Regions from separate parts of the Homo sapiens genome. Here region 1 is linked to region 2. Evidence: chromatin contacts called from ENCODE Hi-C or POLR2A ChIA-PET data. All regions are on one chromosome and are shown on one strand. The core of a region is the stretch at or near the end of the contact, and the rest is flanking DNA. Distances in the headings are between cores, read along the strand shown.

Evidence for each region. Hi-C counts contacts between places; a loop is a spot of excess contacts on that map. ChIA-PET counts read pairs that join two places held with the same protein, here RNA polymerase II (POLR2A). Pooled maps may share reads with other maps.
Region 1: a loop to region 2 is called in a pooled map, with 4 times the contacts of the local background. The contact joins the promoter of ANO6 here to the promoter of YAF2 in region 2. A Hi-C loop is called at or near these places in 1 of 168 maps with a recorded cell type or tissue (sciatic nerve) and 6 of 50 pooled maps. POLR2A ChIA-PET finds 5 or more read pairs at or near these places in 1 of 52 experiments (naive thymus-derived CD4-positive, alpha-beta T cell).

The regions. Positions count from the first base shown.
Region 1 is chr12:45,211,474-45,217,904 of GRCh38, forward strand. It overlaps ANO6 (anoctamin 6), which reads left to right and starts at 4,622. Exons shown (of 20, transcript NM_001025356.3): 1 at 4,622-4,918. The coding sequence starts at 4,849. It also overlaps the pseudogene PLEKHA8P1. RefSeq lists enhancers at 4,388-4,487, 5,498-5,627 and a silencer at 4,948-5,257.
Region 2 is chr12:42,236,559-42,242,642 of GRCh38, forward strand. YAF2 (YY1 associated factor 2) reads right to left here and starts at 1,690. Exons shown (of 4, transcript NM_005748.6): 1 at 1,597-1,690; 2 at 1,041-1,166. The coding sequence starts at 1,622. LOC124902920 (a long non-coding RNA gene) reads left to right here and starts at 1,887. Exons shown (of 2, transcript XR_007063279.1): 1 at 1,887-2,169; 2 at 2,579-2,720. RefSeq lists silencers at 816-1,145, 1,266-1,335, 1,436-1,815, 1,866-2,105, 2,296-2,435 and an enhancer at 981-1,482.

The DNA of each region.
Region 1 (6,431 bases), core at 3,372-5,871, 3.0 Mb after region 2:
TTAACTCAAGACAGATTCAAGACTTAAATGTAAGACCTAGAACAATAAAAACCCTGGAAGAAAACCTAGAAAGTACCATACTGGACATTGGTCTTGACAAAGTATTTATGACTAAGTCCCAGAAAACAATGGCAACAAAAACAAAAATTGACAAGTGGGACCTACTAAAGAGCTTTGGCATGGCAAAAGAAACTATCGACAGAGTATATAGACAATTTACAGAATGGGAGAAATTATTTACAAACTATGCATCAGACAAAGGTCTAATATCTAGAATCTGTAAGGAACTTAATTCAACAGACAAAAAAGAAACAATCCCATTAAAACATGCAAAAGGAAATCAACGGACACTTCTCAAAAGAAGATATACACGTGGCCAACAAATATATGAAAAAAATGCTTATCATCACTAATCATTAGAGAAATGCAAATCAAAACTGCAATGAGATACCATCTCACACCAGTCAGAATGGACATTACTGAAAAGTCAAAAACAACAGATGCTGTTGAGGTTGTAGAGAAAAGGTAATGCTTATACACCGCTGGTGGGAATGTAAATTAGTTCAGCCACTATGGAAAGCAGTTTGGAGATTTTTCAAAGAACTCAAAACTACCATTCAACCCAGCAATCCCACTACTGGTTAAACACCCAAAGAAAAATAAATCGTCCTACTAAAAAGATGAACATGCACTGGTATGTTCACTGCAGCACTATTCACAACAGCAAAGACATGGAATCAACCAAGACACTCATCAATGATGGACTAGATAAAGAAAATGTGGTATATATATATACCATGAAATACCATGCAGCCATAGAAAAGAACCAAATCATGTCCTTTACAGCAACATGGATGCAGCTGGAGGCCATTATCCTAAGCAGATTAATGCAGGGACAGAAAAACCAAATACTGCACATTACCACTTGTAAGTAGGAACTAAACATTTAATACACATGGATACAAAGATGGAGACAATAGACACTGGAGACTGCTTAAGCGGGGAGAGTGGGAGTGGGGTGGGTTGGAAAGCTATTTATTGGGTACTACGCTCAATACCTGGGTGACAGGATCATTCATACACCAAACCTCAGCAACATACAATTTACCCATAACAAAACTGCACATGTACCCCCAGAACCTAAAATAAAAGTAGAAGAAGAAAAGAAAAGAATTTCAGGATGGCAACCACAGAATCTTTTTTAAAAAATTATTTTAAGTTCTGGGATACATGTGCAGGATGAGCAGGTTTGTTACATAGGTAAACGTGTGCCGTGGTAGTTTGCTGAACCTACCAACTCATCACCTAGGTATTAAGCCCCACATGCATTAGCTATTTATCCTGATGCCCTCCCTCCCCCCACCCCACCCCCCGACAGTGTGTGTTGTTCCCCTCCCTGTATCCATGTGTTCTCTTTGTTCAGCTCCCGCTTATGAGTGAGAACATGTGGTGTTTGGTTTTCTGTTCCTGTGTTAGTTTGCTGAGGATAATGGCTTCCAGCTTCATCCATGTCCCTGCAAAGGACATGATCTCATTCCTTTTTGTGGCTGCATAGTATGGTGTATATGTACCACATTTTCTTTATCTAGTCTATCATTGATGGGCATTAACCACAGAACATTTAAATCCCAAGTGTTAGGCCCATAAGAGTGTAGGGCTCTGTGTGAATACACTGTTTGAATGCCCATCAAGCTGACCCTGCCTGGATTAGATAGTAAAGTTATAGGACTGAATGAGTTCTATAGGGAAAGATGAGAAGAAAAGAGACCCAAGACCTGAAGCTAGAAAAGCAACAACTTTTACAGGATGGGCAGAGAAAGAATATCCTGGTGGCCAAAAGTTGTATTTAATCAGATGAATGAATGAGAAAATAATTGTTCTGCGATCCCTGACTTGAAAAAGCTTTGCAAATACAAATAACCTGGCTGTATATTAATATTTTATTTCACAAATTATTATTGTATGGATGATAATTCTTCAGGGTTAAATGTGTGGTTCTTACATAGGCCTATTATCCTATTTCTGAGGCATATATTGATTGCTCAACTGAAAAAAAATGCAGAAGAGAAGTGGTAGGAAATAAAATGGATTAGAGGAAAGAATGGAATTTACTAATAATAGAGTTCCCTTCTAGCAACAGTTACCTTTACATATAAGGCCAACAATGTTTCGCTGCAACATTTATCAAAGAAGAAAAATGTAAACTCTTAAAAATCTGTGAAGAATTCTAAATGACTAATTAAAACTTGTTGCAAAGTCAACTTCGATAATTTTTTAACTACAAAGTAACTTTGACCGAAGTCTTAGTCCATAAAAATGAGAACAAGGCCGGGCGCGGTGGCTCACGCCTGTAATCCCAGCACTTTGGGAGGCAGAGGCGGGCGGATCACGAGGTCGGGAGATCTAGACCATCCTGGCTAACACGGTGAAACCCCGTCCCTACTAAAAATACAAAAAATTAGCTGGGCGTGGTGGTGGGCGCCTGTAGTCCCAGCTACTCCGGAGGCTGAGGCAGGAGAATGGCGTGACCCTGGGAGGTGGAGCTTGCAGTGAGCCGAGATCTAGCCACTGCACTACAGCCTGGGTGACAGAGCGCGACTCTGTCTTAAAAAAAAAAAGAGAGAACATTTGGTTAAAGAACTATGGCAGGGAGTTGATGAGACTTTGAATTTTGAATTGGTGGGGGAAAAAGTGATCTGAAAAAAAAATGGATTGGGACATGTCTCTGGAGGTGGTTTATGAAGAGGCTATGAGCACTGATTCTGAAACAAGCTGTTGAGGTTTCAATCCTGGCTCCACTATTTATTCCCTGTGTGATTTTGGACAAGTTGCTCAAGTTGCCTCACACCTGAAGAAAAATGATAACACTTTCTAGGGTTGTTATGAGGGTTGAATGACTGGATGCTTATAAAACATGTAAAACTTTTCCTAGCACATAAAAAGTACTACACAAAAATTTGTTAAAAGAAAATTGTAAAAATTGATCATGTAACCAAAACACTTTTGAAGTTTCTACTTTTAGTGAGTTTCACAAGCTCAGGGGAGAGTGTTCAGTGAAAGGAAACAATCTCTTCTCATCTTTCTTCTCCCATCATTTTTTTCTCCTATCTTCAGAGTACTGTATTGTTGTCTCTTTATACTAAAAACAATTCTGTTTATTCAAAAAAAGTACCTCAAGAAGCAAGTATAGTGTTTCCCAGGTATTTTCTTAAAAGTAATTTCATCATGTCTTTTCATGTATATATTCATGTCTATTTTCCCACTTAAGATTGGTCCCAATGTTTTCTTTCTTTCAGAGAGAACATTAAAAATGTTAGGAAACTGAGGTGCAAGGATTGCTGGAGGCCAGGAGTTCGAAACCAGCCTGGGCAACATAGTGAGACACCCATCTCTACAAAAAAATTTAAGAATAAGCCCCACATGGTGGTGTGCTCCGCTTGTAGTTCTAGTTACTGAACTCCCACCTCGGCAACAGAGCGAGACCGTCTTAAAAAAAGTATGTGGAAGAAAAAACATGCACAGTAGATTTAGTGTTATTGTGATAACCCTAGCACTTCAGTGGAAAAAATATAAACAATTTCAATGAGTAGACAATAACACATATAACCAAGATTTCAAATATACCTTCTAGCCCTTTTGAGAAGTCAAAATTGAACAACCTGAATGTACCAGCTTTTTTGAAAAAAGTTTTGTAGACACGCGATCCCCAAAACCTGCCGTTCAAACAACTCCAAGGGTCTTTAAAGTACTAAATCCCTTTGTATTTGTCCTATCGGTCCCTTTGGTTTCCAGGAAAGCATTAAAAATAAAAATAAAAACTCTCTGCCTTAATTTTATTTCACGACTTTCTTTTCTCTTATTATAGCTTTCCACATTGCTTTAGAAGAGTTTACATCTAACTCTAGTGGTCTTCGGCTTCTTCTCCCTCTTTGACACAGAGGACTAGTTTCAATTGTACAAATAGGCTGGACGCTTCAGCGATTATCTTCCGACCACTCCCTGTGTGCTCGCGCGGGCGGAGTAGGGGGCGCTTCTCCACTCTCCGCGACCTCAATGTATGCGGAAATCCTCCTGCCTTTGTGCACACGTTTATTTAGAAAATTCTCTCCACCCCCACTCCCGTCCGTCCCGCCCCTTCTTCTTTTGCTTATTCTCTGAGTTTTGCCTCTCCTCCCACCCCGACTCCACCGTAATCTTAACCTACCCGTACAGATTCCACTTTCCCACTTCGGAGCTAGAGTAATTTAAGATCCCCCCATTATTAGCTCCACGTCGCCTTTAAAAGCCATTCAAACGAGTTCGCCTTCCAGGGTTCTGCAGTTGTGCTGCAGCAGCATTTCCCTCCTCTCCAGTATCAGACGTTAAAACAAAGCAAGCCACAGTGTGTGTCCACAGACGACCTTGGAACGAAAAGCTGCCCTGTTTGGGATCAATGCTCAGGGAACCCAGTCCACTCCCGCACTCACGTGTTCCCGCCTTGCCCTCCAGCTAGTTCCCCCGCGCGCAGGATCGCACTACTCCCTCTGCAGTCTCGCCTGCCGACTTCCTTCTGCGCGCCTCGTAAAACCGGGGAAGTTCAATCATTCCGCAGCGAGCCGCGGCGGCCGCACTGGGCATGCTCAGTCTCCGGGCTCCGCTCGGCAGGCGAGAGGCGTCCTCCGGCTCTGGGCTCCGGTCGGTGGGTGCCTCGGCTCGGCTTTCCCCGGCGCTGGCTGGGCTCAGCGGCCCCTGAGCCCAAGCGACACACGCCCCGCGGTCCCCGATCCGGCCCCTGGGAGAGCCGCGCCGTTCTGGAACCCGGGAGCCCCCAACTTCGCGCCAAGTTCGGAGCCGCCTTCTGAGGGAGACATGAAAAAGATGAGCAGGAATGTTTTGCTACAAATGGAGGAGGAGGAGGACGACGACGATGGGGATATCGGTGAGCGAGGGGTCCCCGCGTCCCCACCCGAGAGCCCGAGCCGACGCGGGAAGAAGTTCGGGGACTGCGCGGGGGCGCTGTGCTCTCCGCGGGGGAGGTTGGCCGAGACGCTCGGCCGCTCCGGGCAGGGGAGGAAGCCCGCTGTCCCCGGCTGCTTGCAGACTGAGGCCCCGGTGCGGCCCCTGCGGGGCTGAGGCGCGGGGCGCGTGGTGGCCCCGAGGACAGGCTCCTGACGGGCGGGGGATGCTGCCCCTGAAAAGCCTGGCAGCTGCGGGGACGCCTCTGCGTGCGGAAGTCTCCACTCAGAAGCAACTTTGGGGTCACTTCCCCGACTCGCAGAGTGCTAGGGTTGCCCAGGAGCCTCGGCACTGGGGCGAGCCCCCTGGGCGGGGTCCGGGGAGCAGGCCCGCATTTGGAGGACAGGGTGTGACCCATCTGAATCCTCGTTAAAGTAAAAGCCGACCGACGGCTCTGGGAGGTTTGAGGCCTGGCGGGGCGGCCCCGGGAAGTGATTTGTGGCCGCTAGGCGCGCGCTGGAAACCCTTTCCCATCTGCGGAGCCCACCGGAGCTGTGATCGGAGGAGGAATTCCCCCAGGCAGGGAGGACCGCAGGGCCTTTTTCACTCGTCCTGAGGGGCCCTGGGGCTTGGGGAGCAAACCTGGGGTGACCCATTTCTAGTTAGAGTTAAAAATGCATGGAAGTGACAAGACGAACGGAGGGAGAGCTGTTTTAAGAGCAAAAAAAGAAAAAAAGGGCAAACAAAAGGGATGAGAGGAGGTGAGGAAGGGGAAAGGAATGAGAGGACTAGAGAGAAAATCAGGTCCCTAAAGAGAACACTGTCGGGGGATGATGATATAATGTGTCCCTCCAGAAGACTCTAATTAAATTACCAAGCCAGTCTGTTGTGGCGACTCGGCTTAGTCTCCTGGATGCCAAATCAATTTTAAAGCAGAACATCCTGCTGATGTTCTAAAGCCCTGTTGTTATCTAATAACTTTAAAAGTAACTTAATTTTAGGAGTTGGGTGTGGTTTTTATTTCTGTTACATTTTGGGCACGGAATATTTCGATCAAAAAAATTTGGTAACTTCTTGGTTGTCCAGGGACAAATCGAATAGAGGAGATTACACTCCATGATTTAGTTTCACATTTCATTCATTCATTTAAGAACAATTTACTAGTTATTCATCTTTAAGGAGAGAGCAAATAGTAGTAGTTTTTATAGGAGAGAAAACTGAAGCGCACAGGTTGGTCTGCCCAGCTTCTCACACTTTCAAACCCAGGTTTTCTGACTTGTAAAACCAGTGAAGATTAATGCTCTTACCACTGGGTCACTCTGGCTGTTACTACTGTTTAGCAAGATTAAGTAGTACCTGATGATTACATAAAAATATAGGAGTGAAATTTAAAAAGTTACAATAAAATTGACACAGTCTGTTTCCCAGGAAAGTATTATTGTCTTTTATGGTGAGCTGCACTGTTTATAATGAGTATTGTAAGTAAATAAGGGCAG
Region 2 (6,084 bases), core at 440-2,939:
ATTCTGTAAAGTGTTTTTTAAAAAATCAAGATCTCATTTTTTAGAAATCTAACGTCTACTGAATATTTGTATATGTCAATATTACATGTGCCTTCTTTTTTAAAGCAACAGTAAGATTAGTATGCTTATTGTTATAGTTTAGTTTCTAATGGACTTTGTAATATCAAAATACATATCTTCTCTAAATATTAAGTAATAAATCACAGGATTATATTTAATTCAAAGGGTACCTTCGTATAAGAATCAAGGAGCTCGATAACTAAGTGCTGACAGATTAAGAATGCCACTGACTGAATTTCCTGGATGATTTTCTTTATTCACTTAATTCAAAGTCATTTTTTAAAAGACAGAGTTATTATACTGCAAGCTTACAATAAATAAAGTCTGAAAATAGGCAGAGATCTTTTCATCTCATTTGTCTAAGAGACTGCCATTTAATCAAACTAAAGATATAAAGGTACTTTCAGTAAAAATCTGTTCCTGTGACTGGGCTCATCTCCAACTACTTATTTATAAAATATTAGAGTACTGGAATAAAAACACTAAATAAAACCTTGATCTGACCCTTCCAGAAGTACATGTAGAAAAATAAGTTTTAATATATTGTGTATTCTGCAATCAGATACTTTTCTTTCTTTAGGAACGAAATTAAATTACATCCTTTGCTCCTAAAGAGATTTTATGGGTTTTCCTTGATCCCCACACACTAACACAACAATGCAGCCAACATTTTTATACCCAGAATGGGGAGAGGGGCATTACACCCAGCGATACGAATTAAATCGCAGTAGCTAATGCCTCCCTTAAATAATTTATTCTCTCTTGGCAGCAAAAAACGTTACAGCCTCTTCAATTACCCCTCACCGCAAACCATCGCCTGGGTTGCGATCAATGTGACCCAGTTCCTATCGCCACAGCCACCTCCGTCTGCCTCCTCCCGCCGGGTCCGCCAGTGTCATGGGAGGGGGCGGCAGCCGCAAGGGCGTCCTCTGGTCGCCACCCCGCCGGCCGGCGGCGCGAGGGGCAGGCCCGGGACTCACCGGGTGGAGGTGCCCTTCCGCACATCGCACATCATGCACTTGAAGGCCTCGGCGCTGTTCCGGAAGGTGCAGACGCTACAGTCCCAGTAACCCTCATCCGAGGACGGCTTCGGCTGCCGCTTCGGCCTGCAGGACACAACCCGGACACGACGCGGCGCGGGGTCACCAGCAGGCCGCGCCCGGTGCCCGGGCCCCGCGGCCGCCCCCGCCCCGCCCCCCGCCCCAATTCTGCGACCCCCGCCCCGCGGGCCCTCGGCGCGCCGCGCTCCGGCTGAGGGGGAAGGGAGTCAGGAAGAGGCAGGGCGCGAGCGCGGCCGCAGTCGCCGCCGCCACAGCCGCTCTGACACCCGGGCGGCCGCTCCGGTCGCCGCCGCCATCGCGGCTCCATTGTGGGGCGGCCGGCGCCGGCCCCCTCAAGCGGCAGCACTCGCACACCAGCGGCGCTGCCCCCGTGCTCGCCCCGGTGCCCGGGCGGCTAGCGAGGCGGCCACCCGAAGCCCTGCACGAGGGCCCTGCCGCCCGCACAGTCCGGGCCCCGGGGCCCGGGCGCTGTTACCTGGTGGGGCTCTTCTTGTCTCCCATGGCTTGGCTATCACCGCACGCCGAGAGTCGCCGCCGCGACCGCTCTGTTTGTCAATAAGGAGGATAATAAGCCGGGCGGAAGCGGGCGGGGGAGGAGGGAGGGAGGGGGCGGGGAAGGCCGCACCGCCGCGCTCGGGAGCCGCCGCCGGATCCCACGCAGCCTCCAGCTGTCGGGGAAACTCCTGCCTGGGCGCACGTGACCCTCGCCGGCCAACCAGCAGCCGCGCCGGAGACTTCAAACGCGGCCAGCGCGGCCCAGCACCCGCGGCGAGTTAGCCGGCGGGCGGTGCGGGGGTGGCCGCGGTGGCCGCGGCTGCCTCGGGCGCCGGCGCCGCCTCTCCGCGCTGTTCCCCCGTTGCCCCCTTGGTACCCCCGGCTGCCGGGGACTGCCTCGCGCTCCAGAGCCCCTCTGAGGAGGAAAACGTCTGTCCCACCGACTGGCAGGGGATGCTCCGTCATCCCGTGCGAAGCCTGGTCCAAGGTAGGGCCGGCCGGCGTTCGGAGGCCTGTCCAGGTCTGGACAGAAGTGCCAGCCCGGGATCTCCAGGTAGAACGACTTTCCTGGCCTCCGCTGTCCTTAGCTACCCAGCCCCCGCCTGCAGTATACCGGGGGGAAGGCGGGAACCAACACGCAGCGCCATTGCTACATGCCTTAAAGCACTGTCTGGTTTATGCACACAGATGCTCTAACAAGTAGGGATTGTCAACCCTAACTTAGAGGAATTGAAATCAAGACTCAAGAGAGATTAGGTGACTTCCTCTAGGCTATATAATTAGAAAATGACAAAGCCAAGAGTCTAACTCTGTTTTAATTCCAAACGCGCCCTTTTGGCCTCTCAGGCCTCTGCAGTAGCTGCTTTTGAAAGAAACCCCTATATACTCATAAGTCCTTTTTAAATATAAGGAGTTTGCATGTCCCCTCAACGCTGTCTGCTAACAAAAGAACACCTTCCCAGGTCTCTACGTCAACATACTAAAGGTCCTCATACTCCAGACTCCAGCAACAGCCATCTAACTGGTCTCCGAAGCTCCACTTCTACCTCCCCAATGTATTCAGTAATCCACAACCAGATTAATAATAAAATGCTGTTAATACTATGCCACCACTCTGATAAAGAACCACTAACGACTTGCCCACACTCCTTAGCCTGGCATTCAAAGGCTTCACACATTTTCCCTACCTCTGCCTCCCTCTCCCATAAGGAAAGCTGCCTCCTGACAAAGAGTGCAGATGAAATTCATTCCCTTACCAGAACCCTTCCTTCATGCACATGGGTTACTTCTGCATAAAGTATATCCCTCTTTAACTGTGCTGTTTCTGTCCATCTTTCTAGGTTTACATCAAGTCCGAATTCATGTAAAATAATTTTATAGCTAAACTACATAGGAAATAATACAGTCAGAAGCCCAGGATTCTCAGCCTGCTTCTCCTGTTTCTTAGCTGATAGACCTTGGAAGTATTGCTTAATTTCTGTAATTCTCAACGTTTTCATATTCTGAATTGCATCTATATGAGATTGTTGTGCGATTAATAATAACATTTTTTGGCCGGTTGCGGTCGCTCACGCATGTAATCCCAGCACTTTGGGAGGCCGAGGCGGGCGGATCACCTGAGGTCAGGAGTTCACAAGACCAGCCTGGCCAACGTGGCGAAACCCCATCTCTATTAAAAAATACAAAAATTAGCCAGCTGTGGTGGCGGGCGCCTGTAATCTCAGCTACTCGGGAGGCTGAGGTAGGAGAATCGCTGGAATCCGAGAGTGAGAGGTTGCTGTGAGCCGAGATCGTGCCACTGCACTCGAGCTTGGGCGACAGAGCGAGACTCCGCCTCTAAGTAAATAAATAAATAACATTTTTTTGAGCACTATGTGCCAGGCACTTTGTAAATCCCTGCGCATAGATGCATATTTTAAAGGACTCAAAGTACTATGCACATGGCCTCATCGACTGCAGATGCTCTTCGATTTAGAAAGGGGATACTTCCCGATAAATCCACCTTAAATAGAAAATATTGTAAATTGAAAATGCATTTGGTACACCGATAAATCCATCGTAAAGTAGAAAAATCGTAAGTCGAGCCATTGTAAATCCGTAGTCTAGCCCTTCTTTTTAAAGACAAGGCAATTAGGGCCCAGGTTAAATGGTTTTTCTTTGATGAGCAGGCCAGGGTTAGAGCTCAGGTATCCTATTGGTCTTTCACCGCATCTTCTTTCTGATTAACCAAATCACTCCATTTACATAGCAGTCTCTAAACTCGTTGTACCATCTGTACTTTTTGCAAATGTAGCTTCTCATGATTCAGACCCAAATTCGGAAACCAGGAACCATGAGGAGTATGATTGAGGCACGTATACAAGAGAACCAGATTTAAGGCCTAGTCTTTAACCTCTCAGTAATGCAGTGGGTAAACTCAGCTAAGTTTTTTTCATATGTAAAATAAAGGAGTTAAAACTATTATCACAACTAAGGTCCCTTGCAAGTCTAAGGCATTGTGATGTTTTTAAATGCCTCAACTGGATGGATCCTCAAATAGACTGACAAGAACTGCTCTACTTGCAAAAGTGATGGCAACAATGTATTTTTAAATAAAAAGGAAACTAAATCAAGCACTCTAAAAATCCCCCATGCTGCAAATCACCATTTCACTAGATTGTAACCTCCCTCACTAAAAAGTAAGCCGCACCTCTGAATCATGAACAAAAAGCACAATAACTTTTGTTGCCTTTATTGCTGCATCTCCAGCCCCTAGAACAGTGTGACACATAGTGGGCACTCAATAAATATTCTGAGAATAAATACATCCACTTATAGTCAGGTTAGCGCGCGCCTGTATTCCCAGCTACTTGGGAGGCTGAGGCAGGAAGATAACTTGGGCCCCGGAGTTCCAGACCAGCCTGAGCAACAAAGCCAAGACCCTGTTTCTAAACTAAATAATCAATACATTCACTTGTGTTACAATTGTTGAATGAGATTTTTTTCTTTCATATTGGGATTTACAAACTGTTAGGCATATTGCATGCAGTGGATGGTCAATAAATGCCAGAATTAACATTTATCCTTCAAAATGAACTTTACAACTCCACACATCCTTGTCGATGAACCAGGAACCTAGTTTTTGTGGAGCACAGAATCATATGCCCTTGCACTATACCAACTGCCTCCCATTTATGGGTGTTTCTCTTAAAAAAAAATCTCTGCCCCTACTAGGCTTACGTGGAGACAGTAGTACAGGAGGTACTCCTCCCATTTCACCACAAAAAGTCACACCTTTCCTAAAGTGTTTACTAGCTGTAAGAGTGGCTGTTGTGGAGAAAACAGATCTTTTTATTACTAAAGTGGCCCAGGTTCTTACCCAATCAGGTGTCTTTTCAATACAGTAACAGAGTTCAGTACTTTAGAAATGTTAATTCATTACGGTCACTTGTAAAGTGACAAACACTAACGATCGTTTTAACAATTTAACAAGTGTTGAAGTTTTCTGATGATTTACTTTTTTTGTTGTTTGTTTGTTTTTTTGTGTGTTTGTTTGTTTTTTTGTTTTTGTGTGTGTGTGTGAGAGAGTCTCACTCTAGTGCCTGGGCTGTAGTACAGTGGTGTGATCATAGGTCACTAAAGCCTTGAACTCCTGGGCTCCAGCGATTCTCCTGCCTCAGCCTCCTGAAGTGTTGGGATTCCAGGCATGAGCCACTGTGCCTGGCCTTACCTTAATGTTTAAAAGGTAAATGAGGGCAGACCAGTGGCTCATGCCTGTAATCCCAATACTTTGGGAGGCCGAGGTGGGCAGATATCTTGAGCTCAGGAGTTCAACAATAGCCTGGGCCATATGGGGAAACCCTGTCTCTACAAAAAATACAAAAATTAGCCGGGTGTGGTGGCATGCACCTGTAGTCCCAGCTACTTGGGAGGCTGAGGTGGGAGGATCACTTGAATCCAGGAAGCAGAGGTTGCAGTGAGCCAAGATCACACCACTGCACTCTATCCTGGGTGACAGAATGAGGCTCTGTCTCACAAAAAAAAAAAAAAAAAAAAAAAAAAAGTAAAGCAATCTTTACTTTCCCCAGTTACTGAGGAAGCTGAGAGCTGAGGCAGGAAGGATCACTTGAACCCAGGAGCTGTGGGCTGTAGTGTGCTATACTATTCGAGTGTCTGCACTAAGTTCGCCATCAATATGGTGACTTCCCAAGAGTGAGGGGCCACCAGGTTGCCTAAGGAGGGGTGAACTGGCCCAAGTCAGAAACTGAGCAGGTCAAAACTCCCGTGCAGCGCTGGGCGCAGTAGCTTACACCTGTAATCCCAGCACTTTGGGAGGCTGAGGCAGGCGGATCACCTGAGGTCAGGAGTTCAAGACTAGCCTGGCCAACATGGCGAAACCCCATCTCTACTAAAAAATACAAAAATTATCCAGGCGTGGTGGCACGTGCCTGTAATCCCAGCTACTCGGGAGGCTGAGGCAGGGAGAATT